Linked DNA regions of Mus musculus: region 1 is linked to region 2. The links are chromatin loops, found by intact Hi-C in ENCODE. Cell type or tissue: left cerebral cortex. All regions are shown on one strand. Links, peaks and the distances in the headings refer to the core of each region. The heading gives the core; the rest is flanking DNA.

The links. A loop is a pair of places that touch in the nucleus more often than their neighbours do. Peaks named below come from ENCODE experiments on the same cell type or tissue, not always from the same donor. Only the 100,000 strongest peaks of a DNase experiment are listed, where the experiment ranks them.
Region 1: a loop joins it to region 2, with 7 times the contacts of the local background. A loop is called at or near these places in 7 of 42 quality-filtered maps.

The regions. Positions count from the first base shown.
Region 1 is chr4:49,843,501-49,858,396 of GRCm38, forward strand. Grin3a (glutamate receptor ionotropic, NMDA3A) reads right to left here and starts at 2,269. Exons shown (of 9, transcript NM_001033351.2): 1 at 883-2,269. The coding sequence starts at 1,581. In left cerebral cortex, for the core only: CTCF peaks have their summits at 1,618 and 2,333; DNase peaks (open chromatin) are centred at 415, 907, 1,348, 1,778 and 1 more place; H3K4me3 peaks cover 2,687 bases; H3K27ac peaks cover 1,129 bases.
Region 2 is chr4:49,685,727-49,690,726 of GRCm38, forward strand. All of the region lies in intron 6 of Grin3a (glutamate receptor ionotropic, NMDA3A), which reads right to left. Among named protein-coding and RNA genes, the nearest start is that of Ppp3r2, 6.2 kb to the left of the region's middle. In left cerebral cortex, for the core only: a CTCF peak has its summit at 3,083 (motif pointing right); a DNase peak (open chromatin) is centred at 3,118.

The DNA of each region.
Region 1 (14,896 bases), core at 1-5,000, 160 kb after region 2:
CCTGTCTCCTTCCTGAGTATCACATCTCCTCTTTGTTACTAGTCATGACTTAAGTCCACAAATAGTTTCTTTGCTGACAATATCTTTAGATTTTTTTCAACCCCTTAAAAAACTAAGTCATTATTTGTTTATTCTTAAATAAAGAGAGCAGAAATGGGCTCTTTACAGCGATCACATGTCCAGCCTCTGAGCCCACACAATGTAGAAGGAAGGTGGGGGCAAAGAACCCACAGATGAGTCTCCTCATCTTTTGTACTCTCGGTAATTCCAGTGGTTTCCATTTGTAAGACTGCCAGCCACGGTGGCTTCTGTACTAGTTGCAGACTTTTACATTTACTGAAGGGAAGCCAGAGGGACGTGCTTTTCCTTACACCACAGAGCCCTGGCACGCCTCTGGAAGAAGTAAAAAAGACCAGCTGCTGCTTTTTCTGTTACAGGTTTTCTGAATGCCCTTTGGGAGTTTAAGACAGTGGCAAGTCTGGGGCCCCACCCCTGTTCCTCACTCCAGTGTAGAACCCTTGATCACTGTCCACGGTTCTGAACCTTAAGTTTCAGGTGTCTGGAACCCACTAGATTTCTCATAGCTTGTCAAAACATGACTGCCTCCCGCCCCCACCACATATCATCTCCACTTTCTTCCTTCCATCTGTGACCCCTCCCCCACCCCCAACTTCGCATTTTATTTCTGCCTGCTTTTAAAATGTCTTACTCTATTTCAACTGAAGTCCTCTAACCTACCGCCTAGGGACATAGTCCAAGCCTCAAACATCAAAGTTAAAAAACAAACAAGCCAACAAACCCAGGCTTCCCCCACACTCTTCCTCCCCTTCTGGTCCCGACTCCCAGCAGCGCACAGCACTCCACGCACCAGACTCCTCTCACCTGACTCTCCCGCGGAAACTCGTGGCGCACTATGCTGAGCACTGGGATGTGCAGGACAGAACTGACCAAGTCCAGCTCCATCATTTCGCCCTGGCTCTGGGGGAAGGCCAGCAGCGCTGAAACCCCTTGTACCACTACGGTGTGGCACACGCTCTGCAGAAAGGAGAAAGGGTCACTGCTCCACGGTGAGCTTGGGGAAGAGAAAGGCATAAGTGGCAGGTCGCCCAGGCCCGCCTCGATGGCCATCACTACTTCCAAAGACAGGTTGTAGGGAAGGAGCCCTTCCACACGGTTCAGGTTTTCCACAGCGAACAGTAGGGCATCCCGCGGCCACAGGGTCTCGGTCCCGGCGCCCTCCCCGAGCTTGCGGGAGCCGGGTGGACCCCGGCCATGCAGGGCGCTCCCCAACCAACGTGCGCCTTGCGAGGGCGCCGGTGGCCGCCACGTCCCCGACTCTGGCTCATCCCTCTGGGCACCCGCCCTGCCGCCGTCCTGAGCGCGACTGGCTGCGCGTGGGGCCGTGGTCCAGGGTTGCAAGTGCACCGCGCCCACCCTCACCGCGTGTCCGATGCGCTTGAGGATCTGGCAGGGTTGCGGGTGCGAGGAGGAGCTGGGCACCCCGGCCAGCACCAGTGCACAGGGCGGAGGCAGCAACAGACAGACCCTGCTCAGCAGCCACCACAAACTCAGTCTCCTCATTACTGAGACCCGCTGGGAGAAAGCGCGCCCCCTCCTGCGCCCGGCTCTTCCCTCTGCAGCCGCCGCCGGAGGTCTCCGCCGCCTGAGGTCTCTGCCTCCAAATCCTGAGCGCAGCTTCCCTAGACGCGGCGAAGTGGTCACAGGAGCCGGACCGCTCCCTGGGCATTCCAAGTTGCAGCCTAGCGGACGCCGGGCAGTGTCGGATGCGGTTCCAGGGCTCCTCCGCCTAGCATCCTCCGCAAGCGCCGCAGGCCGGTTGGCCAGCGCGGGTCACCCGTGGCTTGAGCTCCGGGTCCCTGTCCACCCCATCTGCAGGGCGCCTGGGGCGCAGCGTCTGGCCCCGCGAGAAGCCGCCAGACTTGCAAGGGGGCGGCAGTGACAGAGGAGCTGTACTCTCACTTGGCTGGCTTCTTTTCTCTTGCTGTTCAGTTCAGGAGACACCCACTTATTTACTGGGGTGGCAGAGGAGAGGGCGTTCACGCACGGGGTGCGGAAAAGCAGCTGCCGAACCTGCTTCCTTTCCCCGCCGGCCACCTTACCGCGGGCTCCCCCAGCGCCTGGTTCATTTTCCCCTCTTCCCTTTCTACTTCCTCTCTTCCTTTTTCTGCCGGGCTTTTCGCCCAGGCGCCACTTCCGCGGCTTCCTTGGAGGAGCGACACAACTGGCCAGCGAAGGGTGGTTCTGTTCTGAGCGCCAAAGTTCTCCCCGCCTCAGCCGGCGCCTCCCAGTAGCAGAGCCCTGGCGCCAGCCTGTCGCTTGGCTGCGCTAAACGCCCACTGATGGTGAGATTCTCCTGCCGCACAGTCCCGCGCCCCTGCAAAGTCCTCGCCCCTCAAACGCAGAGTCTGTAGTTGGCACAATTCCCTTTGGCGGATGTACGCAAAGACAGCCTGGGGGATTTCTGAATTCGGAGTCGGTACTGAGAGATCTGAAGCCTAATGGGTCACAGGGACCGGTTAAAAGCCACTGTGACTTTAAGGAGTATCCCTTGGCGACACCACTCTAAAGGGTTTTTCTAGTCCAGAGTATTAAAGCAAGAATTATTTACACATCTGATTTCTTCTTGCTTTTCTTTGGCAGAGGAGCTTATGCGTTTTTAAAGGGGTCTTGTTTTTTTGATTCTCGGGATAAAAAACGTGGATTCAAAGCGATTCAAGAAGTTAAAGAGCTGGCCACCAGGCCTCACAACTGCATTTACATCCCCAGGTCCTTTAAGATGGAAAGAGACAATTGACTCAAGAAAGTTGTCCTCCAACGTGCACCCCTGCGTGGCAAGATTCACGTGCTCACATCCATCCCAGACATAAAATAAATAAAATGCAATAAAAGTACTTTCAGAGCTTAAAAAGCCTTCACCAGTTGTCCGTAGTATATAGACCAAGAGTGTCCAGGTTGTAGTTTCTTGTGAGTTATTTCATTTATACAGCAACCCAGGGGTCAATGAGCCTATTATCTAAACTTTCTCCCCATTTAATAAGTGACATCAGAAAAAACGCAAAAGGGTTAAGGAAATCTTATGGATGCCACACATATTGCAAATTGACTACTTTTTATGTTACAGGAATCATTCATGAGGAGGGTGGGGGAGATGACTACGTGACTAACAGCATTGGTGATCAGCAATACTGAGTCCAATATCACCTCTGGAGAACTGTGACCTCGGCAATTTATTTGACCTGTCCTTGCCCTGTTGTTTGGAGCTGCTAAATTACTATGTAAATACATCAAACCTTTAGCTCTAAAAAGTTGTTTTGATTCTTGAGTTTAAGTTTCCACCATGTTTTAAATTTTGGGATAATGAAACTATAGACAAATAAAATTCTTGAGAACCTGGCAAAGAGAAGACTCTTTGTCTCAGCACAAAGTAAGTTTTGTAAGATGGAGTTGCTTCAGGGTTAAAAAAACTTCCACCATTGGGAAGTAAACGCTTAATGGGGGCTAAATCAGAATAGAAAGCCCCTGTTCTCTCTTGAGGTCAGAGAGAGATCAAAGCTCTGTCAGCAATCTCCTTTATCCCAGAGTACCACATTGCTTGAGATACAAAGTATAGTGTAGAATGTGTGGTCCTTGCACGGCAGGGACTTGAGGCTCTCACCCGTGCCGTTAGGAGGAGCTGGAGTATGTGTATGGAAGACTAAGGAGTGCCTATAACTGTGACTCTGCATAGCAACCGTTAGCACCATGGCATTGCATGTGTGCTCAGATGAAGTTCCTCAGAGAGTAGGTGTTGATAGAGAGTAGCCTGGCCTGACTGGGAAAGGTTTTGTTGGATTCACTTTGGGCATTAGGCTACTTACAAGTTCATCATGGCCGTGAGAGTGTGGCTGACCTGGTTATTCTCAGATGAGCTGCATAGTTCTGAGCTTGGTACTGACGGAGCCCTGGTGGAAGCTTGTGAACTGGAAGAAGAGCTCTTCCTTTTCTGTTTTCGAGTCTCCCCAGGTCCTTTCTACTCTGCGTCATTCCTTTTGGTGTGTTTGTGTGTGTGTGTGTGTGTGTGTGTGTGTGTGTGTGTGTGTGTGTCTATGTACGTGTACACATCTGTGTTAGCTCAGGTGGAGGCCAGAGGTCACCCTCTGCTTTGTGCCTCAGAAGCATTCTAGCTTGTCTTGTCTTTGGGACAAAGTCTCTCTCAGTGAGACCTGGAACTCAATGATAAGGCTAACCTGGATGGCCATTGAGATCCTTGGTATTCTGTCTCTCTTTCCTACTGTTGGTATTAAAGGTGCATGCTACCATGCCATGCCTGGTTTTTTAGAGTAGATTCAGGAGACTCAGGCCCTCGGGCTTCAGTGACAAGCACTTTACAGAGGAGCTTCTCCCCAGCCCCTGTGCTATTCTTCTTCTCTGTCCTCCTTTTGCCACCTGGTTCTCTTGTCACTGCAGAGCAACTCTGACATTCTTCTTTTCGCCTTTTCTTATCTCTCCTCTTTCCCTTCCCCTTCCTCTCTTTTTCGTGCCTACAAGACCATAATTTTAAAAACCCTTTCATTACTCAATAATCAGTTAGTAAAACCTACTGTGCACAGGCATAAGGCTATCCTGGGATTAGGTGATTTAATCCCAGTTAGAATAAATGAATTCTCTGCCTTTTCAGACTAAGATTGTTAATAACTCCACAGAGTGCTAAATATTAGTTTATGAACTAATGGAACAGAAGGACAACAAAGAACACAATCAAATACACACAGGACATGCTGTCTTGTGCTCAGGAGGAAAAAAAAGCCCACAGGAATAGAAGGGAAGTGAGCTGTGATTTTTAGAAGGCAAAGCCAGGGAAAACCCCCAAGAACATACCTTTTGAATAAAGAGATAAAGGGAGGTGAGGCAGTGATTTGTGAGAATGATGGAGCAAGGAGTCCCAAGGGGAGGAAAGAGCAATGGAGAGGGTTCTTAGGAAAGGGTTCTTTTTATTTTTTTCCTTTTTTTATTGGGTATTTATTTCATTTACATTTCCAATGCTATCCCAAAAGTCCTCCACACGCTCCCCTACCCACTCCCCCAGGAAAGGGTTCTTATGCAGAAATGTTTCTGGGGTATTTGAATAAGAGTGAAGGATCCAAAGAGCCAGAGCAAGACAACTCACAGCAGTCACAGTGGGGGCTGTTAGAGCAGAAAGGCTCAAAGGAAGAGGCAGGCAGTGAAAACCAACCAGGAGGTGTGGCTCTGGTCTGCATAGGGTGACAGGTGTGACTGCAAGACACTGGGCAACAGAGTCAGTGGCAGGGCTAATTTTTGTTTTCTTTTGAGACAGGGTCTTAAGACTTCTGTAGCCCAGGCTGGACTCAAGTCAAACAATCCTCCTGCTTTCCCTCGCATCCTTAGTGCTGGGATTACAGTCATCTGTCACGATGCTCATGAGGACTAACGCAACAGGATCCCTCTAGATGTTCTTTTAATGGTACATGGAAGGTAGGCAAGATATCTGATGTGAGCAGTTGCAATAATGTACCTGAGAGACAACATTCTTGCTAAGTCCCATAATCTTGTCTGGCTAGGGTGATTATTCTTCACATATGGGGAATTGGGTTTGAGGACTACTGGACTGCTGACAGGTCTTCGAAGTGCTGTGAGGGGCAGTGTACTTTTAGCATTGGAGGTTCATTCCAGCTGCAGGGTTGGTAGCAAATCAGAGCTCACATTTGGCTCTGCCAGAGAAGACTTTGTTTATAATCTGATCCAGAATGAGAAGTAGTGATCTAAGAACCCACGTTGGAAGTCAAACAAACAAAACAAATCTAAGTGCTCAATTTAAAATGTGTCCCATGCACATCTGTGCTTTCTGGTGCCAGCTATGGTTATAGTGAAAGCTGTGACATTCTGGAAGTGGCCCAGGGAAGGTTCCAGGGAAGAATGCTGTGGAGAATCAGGGTTGGATCCCCTCTCTGCAGCATTTCCCTGTGGGTATGACATTTCGCCTCCCAAAGCTAGAGTTTCATCCTTTCTGCATTGGTTGTGGTGACAGCTCCTGACAGTTTTCTGTGTAGAAACGGCAGCATGCAAACTCATGCAAACCTCAAGCTTCTTGGAAATGGGAGGCTTATTTGCACATTTATTATAGTTTGTAAAACTATTCTTTTCTTACCCCTTATATACTGAAAAATATCTAGGTGTAGCCACACCTAGTTTTGGTGATGTTATTATTTTAAATAAGTGGCATTCATTTTAAATGGCATGTTCCCAACTACAGGTTTGCCTGTAATAAAATACTAACTTGTAGGATTTTTGTTGTTGTTGTTGTTGTTTTCTGTTTTTTAAACGGGGCAGGAGTAGTTGATTAGTATTGAGGAGTCTGGAGTATCTGGAGCCGAATACCCAAGGTGGTGAGGGTTATGGCAAGTCAGGACAGAGAGACAAGGAGGACACTGAAGATAGTGAAGCCCAGGAGGAACCTTGGTTTCTCTTCTGAATAGGATAAGAATCAAGAGTGGAGGCTAGATCAGATGGGGCGGGGGTTTGCAGCGGTGCATATGAGAGAGGTAATTCTCCCACTTTACCATTTGAACTGAGGAATGGGAACCACATGAGAAATGCAGAGTTACTGCTCAAATCACCATATGCTGAGGTGAGGAATGGTGTGGCTTCAGCGTTCCAAGTTCATCCTGGCTGTATCCTTGGTAATAAGAACAATCACATCTTATTATCTAGATGAAAAACTGCCTATCTATTGCTAATGTTTAGCCTCTACTCTTCTATACCATTGCCAGCAATACCAGCTTCTTCATTTCCAATCATTATGGTATATTTATGGGAATCTTTCAGAACGAAGCCTGTAAACAAAACCAACAAACAAATGCTGTAGAGAATAGGATAATAGAATTTTAGGAGAGAGTGAGTCTAAGAAAACAAAAACAAAACAAGAAAAAGCTCCAATCAGATCACTTTAGAGAAACAGGTCCAGAGAATTCGTCACTGAAGATCTTAGCTGTTCTCTTCTGTACGATACCTTGTACCATTAGTACCTTAGACCACTGTCCCAATCCTGACATCACTCATTCTTACTTAAATGCAAGTGATTTTCTTGATTTGGGGACCATCAACCTACCATACATTAACATAAACAATTCTTATAATCGTAACATCTTATCAAGAATGTGGTGAAGGGAAAAGAAGGCAGAGTTCATTATGAGGGAATTTGGGATAGGAGAGGTGTTAAAGGGAAATTTTCAGAAGAGTTCAAGATTTGTGAGATCATCATTTTAGAGGACTTTAGTTTGAGTGACTTCTACATGCCTGGGATATTCCACAGATGATCAAAGGAGGATCTTGCTAAAGGGGTTTTGAAAAGCCTGAGGAATTGGAAATAGGAGAGAAAAAGAATTTAGACCTGAAGGTAAAGAACGGGAAGCAAACATAATGTATGTTGGCCAGTTTGAAAGCAGACGATGTCTAGGCATTGCCCTGTGCTGCAGACCACAGAGGAAGATATCTTCTCTGCACCACATGGTCATCTATTCACAGACAGCCAAAGGTAGATTATGTCCTATCTACATAGCAGGAGGTGTCAGTGAGAGAGGACACTGAAGAACCCTAGTTTTAGCTGCCAGTGGAGAGTGCCTTGTCACTTGTTAGAAGAGGTCGGCCTTTCAACACACACCAGGATTACTATCTGAGTATTTCCAAACACTCAGTGTTTCCAGTTCCTTCCCTAAACCCCACTGCAAGGAACTCAAGTGGGCGTTGGGAAGACTAATATGGAGGTCTCTCTTGATCTCTCTCTTAGAGTGATCATTCCAATTCATTCTGATTCAAATCACTTATGGAATAAAACTTGGCCCATAACATACTGTGGCAGTTTTAGAGGACTTTCCCACACCCAGTTGGTAGCACCATTTTTATAATTGTAGTTAACACATGAGGACTTTTCTATAAAAATTTGCCTTTTTGAGTCTCATGCATTATACCTGCATACTATTTCAAGTAAGAAAAGAAATGTCTTCCTTATAATAGAAAAAGATTTTAGGGAAGACTTTCAGTAAATGTAGAAAAATTATGAATTTTTGTGGTTTTAGAGATTTTTTTAAAAGAAAAATCTGAGTGACTTATGCCTAAGTATTTCACATACATGATATCCTCATGCCATGAACACACTATTATTGTTTTATAGAGGATGACATTGAGGTTGGTGAGACCACGTCTTTTGCTAAGAATTGCTCACAGATTGGAGCCTCCTGCTCCTCGTCTCAATTTCATTGCATCTCCCCTCTTAACATGAATGGGTAAATGAAGGTGAGGCCTGGCTGATGGTAGAACTGTCCATCTGACTGGGATAGTGGGGTAGATATTGCTATGGAGACATTATTTATCAGAACACAGAAATGAATGCTTTAAAACGTTTAAAATGCAACAAGATACCGGGCATAGTTTTTCTTACCACTGAATACTGCACACACAGGCATACACAGGCACTAGTAGCCTTGCTTCGGGTGATGAATGTACTTTGGCTGCACAGAGCTGCCCCTCATGCCACTTCCTGGTACGACAATTGATGCAGGCAGAAGGAAATCTCATCAGTGTGTCTAGTCTTCTGAGGGCTGAAGCCCTCTTTGAAATAAAGGTTAGTTTTCTAGATGTTGTTGCAGAATGTGAATAAATTGTCTCTGAATCTGAAACACTCTACACTGTCACCTGGGGACTCGAGCATTGGAGTTAAAACTTAATCAACCTTGACTACATCACTGCAACATCCACAATGGAGAGGAGGCTAAGCCAGAGTGATTTAATAGTAGTCAGCAGCTAATTGTTTATGACCATGGAGAACTCTATCCATAGGCCAATAGGAAAAAGTCATTGCCCATTGAGAAAGCCAGTATAAAGAGACTAATTTGGATGGAGTAAGATAGAAACAACAATAATAGTTGTAGTGTTCTGAAATGATAACTCCCTTTTCAAGAGATTTAAGCACGATCTTGCAGATTGCCCCCACTCCCATCCACATTGTCTCTAAAGTAAAAGGAGAGTAGATATATATTAATGTATTTATATAGGTTTAAATTATTCATGAGCAGCTGATGCCTGAGGCAGAGTCAGCAAGTGATAGATCAAGATTCCAGAGCTAACATCAGATACCGAACTAAAAACATGCTTCTTTCATAGAGGTGAAAACATGGAGGTAGTGTTGCTACTATCATCAGCAGAGAAGTGAGGAATGAGAAACATGCATGCTTCTTTCTCTTATCTGCTTCTAGGCAAGACTTCTGCTTTGCTCTGTCATTTGATGCCATTAAGGTGAGAGTCAATCTTTGTTTTTTTTTTTTTTAGAATGAAAGAATTCACCACCTATTTGTTTATAATAGACATTTGTGTTTTTTTTTTTTTTTAAACTGGAAAACTTGTACATTCCTCTCGACTTGGTAGTTTCTGAAAGTCCTCCATCTTCTGATGGGTGACCTGTTTCTATGGAGTTTGGAAAATGGTCTTTGGCAAAAGCAATCTTTATTTTCTATCGTACAAGCTATTCCATCTACTTCTTTTAGTCTCTTTACCAACTCCCTGCTGCTTTTGAAATCAAGCTGTGATTTTTCTGGCTTATCAGACTCTCCATCACAGGGTTTAAATGTGCTATTATGTTTTCTTTGAAGCTGGTATCTTTCCCAGTGCCAAAACATGTGCTTTTAACTCCAGGAGCAGCTAGGAATAGATACACGGTGTCACATAAATTAGTAGGGCAGGTATAAATAAGTGTGTGGCACACTAGACAAAGGAGAATGCCTATAGATGTTTACATCAAGTTCTCAAGTGACTAGCAAATATATGTATATGTATCACTCATTTTGAAAAGTTTTCATGGCTTATGTGTCTTAATAGGAAAGTCACATGGTTTAAATAAATAAAAGTATAGCTTTTGGCTATATTTTTCACAAGGTTGGAAATCATGATAATATAAGTCACAGTGGAACCTTTGAATTTATTAGAAAACCCTTTAGCATTCATTCATGTATAAAAATGTAAAATTCAATACAAGTGTGGTGGTTTGAATGAGAATGGCTCCCATAGGCTCATGCATTTGAATGCTTTGTCACCAGGGAGTGGCACAATTTGAAGGAATTAAAAGGGTTAGGTGGTGGCATTGTTACATACAGAAAGTGTGACTCTGGGGGTAGGCTCTGAGGTTTCAAGCTCAGAATCTCTGTCTTTGCCTATAGAACAGGTGCAGCACTCTAAGCTACTGCTCTAGTATCTGCCTGCATGGCGCTGTGCTCACTACCATGATAACAATGGACTAAGCCTCTGGGACTGTAAGCCAGCCCTAATTAAATGCTTGCTTTTTTTTTTTTTTTTTTTGTAAGAGCTGCTGTGGTCATGGTGTCTCTTTACAGCAATATAAAGGGTGACTAAGACAACAAACAGGTATAATACAAATATAATTTAGCAGCATGTACAGACTGAGTTACTAGTCTCAGCTTTTCATTCTTCCTTTCGATAAAATGACTTTATACTAAGAGATATGTGTGTCCCCAGTTCTTGATTTGAAATTTGGTGTTATTGACACTATTGCTGCGGAGATGTGGCAACAATGGCAGACCAAAATGAGGATATCACCAAAATCCAAGCTGGGGAACTAATGAGTTCTTGTAGTTACTGAAAAAGTACAGGTGAGGGGTTACTTGTAGGAGTAGAGATAACTCAAAGGCAGCATGGGAGACAGCTCAAGAACGTCTGAAAAACTGGATCTCATGACACAACCTTCGAACAGCTTGACAGGCTGGAGGGTATCTCAGGCGACTCAGGTGGTCCAGGCAGCTTGGCTCCTCGGTTGCTTCCAGGTGGCTCATCGTGACTGATATAGTCTTCTAAGCAGCTGGGAAGGTCTTTGTCTCCTTCAGTTGGCTCTGTTGGTCTGTGACTGTCTCTCACCAGCCCTTACTACCTATATACTCTTGGAGAGGGTGAGGTCCTAATTTATCTGGTCAATTTTAGGGACTGCCTGAGGACTCTGAGTTGTTTTCTTCATGAATTTAAAAAAAGCTTCTCTGTAGGTTAGAATATTTTCCCTTCTCCTTAGAATGTCTTGCTATTTCACCCCATCCTTCTGTAACATCTTGCATCTAATGAGCTTCCTTTCAAGAGGGAATGTTTTAATTTTAAAGGAGATTGTTACACAATACCTAGCCAGCCAACTTGAGGCTTAGATCAATGGATTTTAGTGGATGTGATGTAATCTTGAAATGTACGTGCAGTAGGTTGGCGTTTTAGAACTTCTGTCTTTTCCCTTTCCTTTTTTCTCTCAATGGAAACTATTCTGTGGATTGTTACCATCCCAATGACAATGATAAGAATTAAAAAAAAAATTTTTTTTTTAAAAATCCGACTGTAGCAGACAAGTCCAACCTATTTCTGTGATTAACAGTTGAGAGAAAAGGAGGGAGGGAGCAAGGCAGGGAAGGAAGGAGGGAGGGAGAGAAGGAAAGAAAGAGGGAGAGAGAAAAAAGAGAGAGAGATTTTTATGGTCCTAAGACCTCAAAATTCTGTATTAGGGAGCAAAATAAGCAATGCATATAGATGAAGTTGTAGAGACACTCTCATGAGATACATGCTGTCCACTTTTAAATGAAACATTTTAAAAGAAGTCAGGTTAGTTTGGGTTAATTTCTGTACAATTCAGTATAATAGAGATCATAAACCATCAAGAAAAATATCACTCATTGCATCGCATCCCAAGCAAACCTACTGACTTATGCAATGCCCAGAATCAGTAGAATTACTCTTACAATAGAAACACATTAGCCTTGAAGCCACAGGTATTTTCCCCTTCTGTTCGTTTCAAAAAGTAAAAACCAGGATAAATCACAGTGATATTTAAACATGTGTCCTCCTTCCTTTTGTTACGCATTGTCATTGCTTCCACATAGTTTCTGTTCCTCAACGTTTTCAGACCACTCCCTGTTTAAAGATTGCCCAGCCAAGACCATGGTTTGAAAACTTTTACATTTGCCTTTCCTCTGAATTCTCTGCCATAAGTCCCCACCCCCAAAGAGTTGACAGAAGGGTGAGGACTTCAAATCTGACCCTGCTGGAGTAGAAAAGGCCAACCCTGAGAGGATAAGGGCTGAGGAAGCTGATCCTTTAATAACTGCTGACATGCACTTGTACGAAATAAATTTACTCTGTGTTAGAGCCATGGCAGATGCTCTGCATAGAATGCAGAAATTTGTAACTGAAACTGAATGTGGTGGGTCAGGCCTGTAGTTCCAGAATTCTAGAGGCTAAAACAGGAGGATTGCTCTTTGAGGCCTGCCTGAGCTTCACAGAGAGTTTCAAATGAGCTCAGGTTACACTGTGAGACACAAGAAGAAATAAAGAAAAGAGAAAAAATAAAAAAGAAATAAATAAGACTTAATAAGAGTTGTGGAATTTAATTGCCTCAACAAGGCAGATTTAAGAGATATGAGAAATAGCTGAGATGAAAAACTTCACTGATTGCATTTGAGTTCTTTACATGCATTTAAACATAAGGGACCAATGGGAAAATGTTAGATAGCAGAAAAGAATTTCTGTTAGAAACTAGAAAATGGGATGGCATCCTGATAAGACAGAAGCCAAATAGACTATTAATATATGCACATACATATAAATGTATAATTTTTCTCACAGTAAATATAATGGTTCCCAAATCAGATGCATACCAGGAGGGTATCACTTTGAATTGCAGAAATGTTATTTCACTTCTCTGTAATGAAAATTAAATTTTGTTCAATTTTCTATTTTTACTGATAATAGAAACTTGAAAAAGGCTGTTTTATGGGGTCTACTTTGATTGGTTGAGCATAATGTCACAGAATTCTTTTTCTCTCACTCTCCTTTCTCAAGTAGTGGCCTTATAAATTGTCCTAGCACTACCGGAAGAAGCCAGCTCTGTGGGCCCTGCGGGCCCTCCTATGTCTCTGTTGTGGCCTCCACAGACAGCTTCTGATGCTGGCCTGCATCTTCTGTGGAAGCCTTAAGATCTCCATCCTCCAAGTTCCTTAGAGTCATTGGCTCAGTCAGTCACTTCTGCATCTTTTAGGGAGCAATAAAAACCCCCTTTTGAAACTCAGTTTGACAAACCTTGGTTGGGTGGAGCCTGAGGAGTCTGTCCTGAGGTCTCTGTCTAGATACGTCTCATCCGTTTTCATGCTCAATGCAACTTCAGACTTAAGGCCTCTCCATGGCTTCCAGTCTAATGGGCTATCATACAATGCACTAGACAAACTTTGCTTTTGCTGGTAAATCCTTGTCACCTATTGCATGTGTAGCTCTTTCTCCCACATGGATGTCAACCTTATATTACCTTTCTATTGATGTTGATAACCAATTATTAAAAATTTGGCAGCTTATCATGAAGTATTATGGAAGAAGAGGCTGGTTGTCTTCTGGATATGACATGGCTTCTGTATTCATGAATGGAGTAGCTGTGGTTACCTGTATAAGATCAAGCCAACCAAATTCCAGTGCAGATAGGAAAGGTGCTTTCTAAGTCCCACCCTTTACTGAAGAGCTAATGTCAGGTGGTAGCTGCTGGTGGTGGTGGTGGGAGGACAATCAATCTTTTTTGAGAGTATTGCTATATTTTTTTAGGGTTTTCATGCTCCAGTGGATGGCTTTACACATAGGCATGTAAGTACAGCACTAAATAGGACTTTGTAATAGTGAGTGATCAGGTAGTGTTGACAGGAGAGCATGTTGGAAGGCTACAGTGGGAATTGGAGGGGGAAGGGAAGTACAGGCATGTATTATCATGTATCACTGAATACACATATAATATTCTCAAAAAGGAAACAATTAATATGGCATCCTAAATGAACGCATGTATATGATCTTACTATTTCTGTGGCCAGGATGTCTAAGCCATCTGTATTCTCAAACCTCACCCATCAGTTGCTTGGCCCATCTCATCTGGAAGTATGACAGGGGCAGAATCTACATCCAAGCTCATTGTGTCTTGGCAGAATTCATTGTATTTTGGTTTTTGCTGCCTTTTTGTTGTTGGAGTTCCTCAGAACCCAGAGACCACCAGCAATTACTAGCAGCCCCCTGTAGGTCCTTACAAGGTTGACATATTTAACATGACCACTTGTTTTATGAAAACCCTAAACAAAATAATATTATTACAGTAGTGACATAACCTCAGTCATAAAAGAGCATCATAATAAAAGATACATCTTGTTAATTTGTCACATTCTACTGTTCAGAGTCCAGTCATGCATGCTCCAGTCTAGGATAGGAGTCATTTATGGGCATGCACACAAGGAATTAGAGATTGTGGGGGCCACCCTGAAGTAAAATTACTCATAATGACATATTGTTATACCCACATATCAGGGACTTCTTTAGCCTTCATCAGAGAAGCTTCTTGTTAGCAACTAACACAGAGACTCCAAACTAGATAGTGTATAGAGATTGAGAGACTTTGGAGAACTCAGTCTTAAATGAGTTGTTTTCATCAAAAGCCCTCCTCTAGGCTTAGGGATCTTTGTGGAAAAAGAGGCAGAAAAATTTTTAGATCCAGAAGTGATGGATGACACCAAGGAAACAGTGCCTTCCCAATATGATATAACTGATGCACATATGACCCAGAGTGACTGTGGCAGTATGCACAAGGCCTGCACAAATTCCAGTCGGATGAGGTCCCAGCACTGGGAAGAGGAAGTGCACACAAGCTCTTATATCTAACCAAGAAGCTATCTACAGTTGATACCTGTTGGTAAAGGTTAAAAAAAAAAAATCAGTTTTCTTTAGTGGAGTCTAATGGGGTAACCATTCCTTAGGGTAGGCTCTATGTCCAGGAGTAGTTGGACAACACAGAGTGGACTCAATGGTATTTTTGAAGACTTTT
Region 2 (5,000 bases), core at 1-5,000:
ATAGCAAGTAAAGACTGCATAATAAGGAGTACAATGAGCTTTCGTAATTATACTAAAAAGAGAAATAGGCTTGTTACAAATTTGTGATCAAGGGAAAATATTCATTCTAGGTCAGATCCAATGATGAAGCCACAGGTGTGCACTATGATAAGACACAGCCATATGAAACTGTGGCTTTGAACTTGTAATGAGCTTACAGAATGAATTACTGCTCTGAATTTAATATCAGTGTGCTTTTGTAACTCCCATTGTTGTGTAACGTTTTAACTATGAGGTAATTTTCTAAGAACTTTTTGTATTTATATACAAAAAGGCTAGGGAAAAGAAAGATGTTGGGTTGGTGACTTGGGGGGCTCTTCCAAATGTATGCGTGTCTGTTTGTTTATATGTATGTGTGTGGGTATATGTGCCTGTATGTAACTATGCATGAACATTTGTGGGGTCGAGTGAGACAGGTGGCTGGGCCTGGCTAAGGTATGCATGTGTGTAAATGTATGTGTATCTATGTATGCATGTTTGCCATATAAAGGATTTAATTCTTTTCCTTTCCTTCCTCTCTGGTTCACAAAGAGTTAACCAGCCTGGTCAGTGAGGGACTCCTGGCTGCCTGGTCAGAGATGGGAACAATACCTACCTCTCCATGGTAAGCAACAGGTGTTAATCTGTCTGAAGCCATGGCTTCTGGCCCCAGAAGGACCAAGAACCAACGAGAGTAAATATTATTAATACTAAACAACTTTTACTTTGGCAAAGCCAAGTTTTGCACCTCCTTGCCCTCTGCTGGCACCCCCCCCCCACAGCTACTTTCCAGAGAGAACTGCTCAGGCAGGCTCCCCAGCATATATTCCAGAAAATTAGAAATCATATGCTTGGCTTTCTTCTGTCATGCTGGGAAAGTTTTTAAAATATAAGTTCTGACGTGTATAGTTTTAAATTAAAGTTCTTGCTACTTAACAATTCTCCGACCTCTAGCAGAATTAAGCATTTGATTCATCGTTCGTTTGGAAAGTGAGATGGTGGTTGCTGATTCATAGACTCTTCCCCAGGTTAACTAAGGGAGGGCATGGGGAGCAGGCTTAATGCCTGGCACAGGATTGGTAGAAGTGATCATTTCTGCCCACGGTAGACTTGCCTGAATATTTTAATAGACTATCAGAACACTGATGACTAGTTGAATATATGTGTGTTTCTATGGATGCAAGTATTTCCTGAGCAGCTAATAGGTGAGACAAATGCAACAGTTGCCTAAAGCAGGTGTGTAGGGTGGATATCTAGAAAATGATCACATCCTGAGACACAAAGGAGCCTCTCTGTGGTATATATTTGTATATATATGTATATATAGGAGCCTCTCTATGTAATTATAGATGAGAAATACCTGGTACCCAAAGAGTCCATTCTAAAGGGAACTTTTATTTGGAAAGTGATGCTACAGAGGAAATCTCAAGGAGTAGAAGAGGTTAAGTAGATGTTGTTGGAATAGGTAGGCACTCCAAACAGAAGAAACACATGTGCAAAGACACTGGAGCAAGGGGAACAGGCAGGTAGTGGGCACCTAAATAAGACTGCATATCCAGAGCAGAGAAGTGAAGGGACAGCAGTGACATCAGGTGGACTGGAATGAAGCCCCACCATGCCCCAGGCATTGGAGATCAGGCAGTGCTTATTCAGTTATTTCTTACGGATACATTGATCATGTTTCAATGTGCAAAGCACTGATGACATCCAGAGGCCATCCCTGTTCAGAGAGATTATGGACTCCTAAATGAATTAAAACATAAGAGCATTGTAGCAAATTGAAAGAGATGATATAAAATGAAAGATACCATCAAAGGTGTGAAGTGTTCTTTTTTTTTTTTTTTTTGGTAATAAACAGGCAACTCCTTCTTCTTCTTCTTCTTCTTCTTCTTCTTCTTCTTCTTCTTCTTCTTCTTCTTCTTCTTCTTCTTCTTCTTCTTCTTCTTCTTCTTCTTCTTCCTCCTCCTCCTTTTGCAAGATATGTTCAATCCTGCTAGACACAAGGTAGACAAGTGTCACAGCTATAGACGTGGGAACTTCGATGTCATCCAGGTGCCTTAGGGAGGGTTGACTTTCAGTGCTGGAACTGGAGTCCTAAATAAAGAAGCTGGCTTGCTCCCTCTGAAACCTGCAGGGCCATTCTTCTTTTCTTCAGAGGCCCAACTACTGAGACACAGTAAAAAGATTCCAGAGGTAGGGCCCAGTGGGAGGTCTGTTCACTGAGGACAGGGTTCTTAAAGGGAATGGTGAGATCTCACTCTCTTTATCCTGCTTGTATCTCAGCATGAAGCAAACAGACACATTCCCCATCTTAATGTGCCAGCTTACCATAGACCCCAAAACAACAGGGGTACCTCATGATGGACTGAAAAAAAAAACCCAAACTGCAAGTAAAGTTTTCCCTGTGACAAGATGATGGCCTCAGGTGTCTTGTCACAGCTGTGCAAGGGTGACCAGCTGGCAAGTGGACTTGGCTGGCAGCTGCTGGAATCCAGTCTCATCCCCTCACAGCCCAGGCTTTCTGTAGGTATCTATTTCACATGGATACTGTCTTCTGATAAGGATACTAGTCATAGTGTGTTTGGGGCCTACCTCACTATATTGTAACTAAATATCAAGGTGGATTTGTATCTTATATGCAAACCAGACCACACTCTGAGGTACTGTGTGGTTAAGCCCTCAGGAATGCAACATCCCTTTGGAGGAAACAGTACACTCAACTCTAGGCCTGAATTCCAATTGTCTGGAAGGACAGAGGTAGGAGTAGTAGCGATGATACTCCAAATGGTACTGCCCCGGCCTCCTTGACCAATAGCTCTATGTTTAGATGTTGCAGGGAGACATTTCTGTTAAGGGCTCCAAGGCTCCTCCAAAACATTGTTTCCTTATCTAGTATATCCCTCAAATTCCACTCACTCACACTGCTCACACGGGGAAGAAGTGTCCTTAGGACCCTAACAGTCTGACCCATCCTGCCACTAGTCCATGCGGATCACGCATTTCTGCCAGGCAAAGCCTTTTTTTTTTTTTCCCTGATGTTTTGTAACACCTCACTTTAGCCACTAGGTGGCATTCGTTCTCCACCTCCTCGTTTTGCTTTCTTCAAGCTGGACTCTGCAGAACCTGGAAGCCAGGGCTGTCTGTACAGAAAGTAGATGAGGGAGGAGATGCCACACAGGCTTCAATGCATGAAAATCTGAAAAAAATGGGAGGAAGGCTGTCTCTCACAACAGCTCTAATCAGTTTGAGCACTGCTCAGACCTGCTAGTTGCACAGTAAATGACATTTCATAAATATTCATTAGTTGGAGGAATTTAGGAGAAAAGCAGGAACTACTAACAGTATGTGGTCTTGGGTGTAATTTATGCCTGAGCCTCTCTGGAATGCAAAAGAGGAGACCCTTATTCCACAAGATCTGTTTATTCGCTCATTAGCGAGGTGAAGACCACACTTGCTGCATTGCTGTTCCTTGTATCAGAATCCAAACTACACTAGCCAGAAAGCAGCAGAGGGGCAGCCCTGTCTTTCTGCGGTCGGGTGAGGGGAAGAAAACCCTGACTGAAGGCTTTCCCCCAGAGTACTGAAGGAAATAGTTGCTATTGTTTGCCTAGAAGTGTTTTAAGTGCTATTGTTCATATATAAATGCTGTATGGTTTGTATAACCTTTCTTCATGCTTTCTCATGGAAACCTGAATGCAGAATTGCAAAGAAGGGAGAGAAACAACAGCACCGTAGTGTGAAAGCTTATTCAGTCAGCTCATACCCAGGTGAAGGTTCAGAATCAGGGGTTTCACTCCCCACCATTAAAAGTCTTTGGTTTCACGTGGAAGCAATTAGGTACTCAGCCCCGGAATTGTAAGCAGTTCTGGACCCATGCTTGTCTGTATTTGGAGTTGTGAGGGTGACTCCGAGATAAGACAACTGCAGCGTCTTCTGGAAAGTGCTCTGTTGTTTACCAAGCTGTTTTTTTCTATGCACATAGTTTTTATTTTCAATTTTAGCATCTATTTGTTGTTGCTTTGTGTTTATTATTTTATTTTTAAATTTGTAGATGGTTTCTTCCTGTGTAGCCTAGACTGGCTTCAAATGCATGATGCCCCTGACTCAGTTCCCGATTCCTAGGATTATAGGCCTCTCCTACCACCATGCTTGGCTTGGCCATAGATCTTACTTAGGGAAAGAAGACCACTGACTAGGCCACACATTTCCACAGTCAGTTTCAGTAAATAGACTGCACATGTTGAAACAAGCCCTATTATATCCCTGGCTTTGAGGGGGAAAGTCTGAGTTTTAAGTTTTACTTTAATTTATTTATTAGATTGACTTATTTATCTGTGGTTGTGCATGTGGAATGCACACATGCCAAAGCATGCACATGGCGGTCAGAGGACAACTCATAGGAGTCTGTTCTCTCCCTCTGCCATGCAGTCCAGGGATGGAACTTGGGTCATCAGGCTTGGCAGCTGTCAGGGACAAATGGCTATCTGTGGTGCCAGTTAGCATATCAAAGTGCATGCCGGCCTCAGTATTACAACTGCCTTTGGCTTTTCTCAGCCCTACTTACCCCTGCCCCAAAACTTCTCCAGCTCATTGGTGTCATACTTTTGCCAGCTTCTCATTCTCATATAACTCTGCCATTTGGCCATGTACTCTCTTTTGTCTTCCTCTCTTAAACTCTTCTTTCTTGCTTCTCTCTCTTCATCCTATCTATCTATCTATCTATCTATCTATCTATCTATCTATCTATCTATATCTCTATGTATCTATATGTATGTATGCATGTACCTATCTATCTATCATGTATGTATGTATGTATGTATGTATGTATGTATGTATGTATGTATCTATCTATCTATCTATCTATCTATCTATCTATCTATCTATCTATCTATGTTCTCTCATGGCCAGTATAGTCTGCTGGCCGTGTTTAATTTAATGCTTTCTCTTTCTGATCTGGACTCTTCCAGATGGCTCTGGCTATA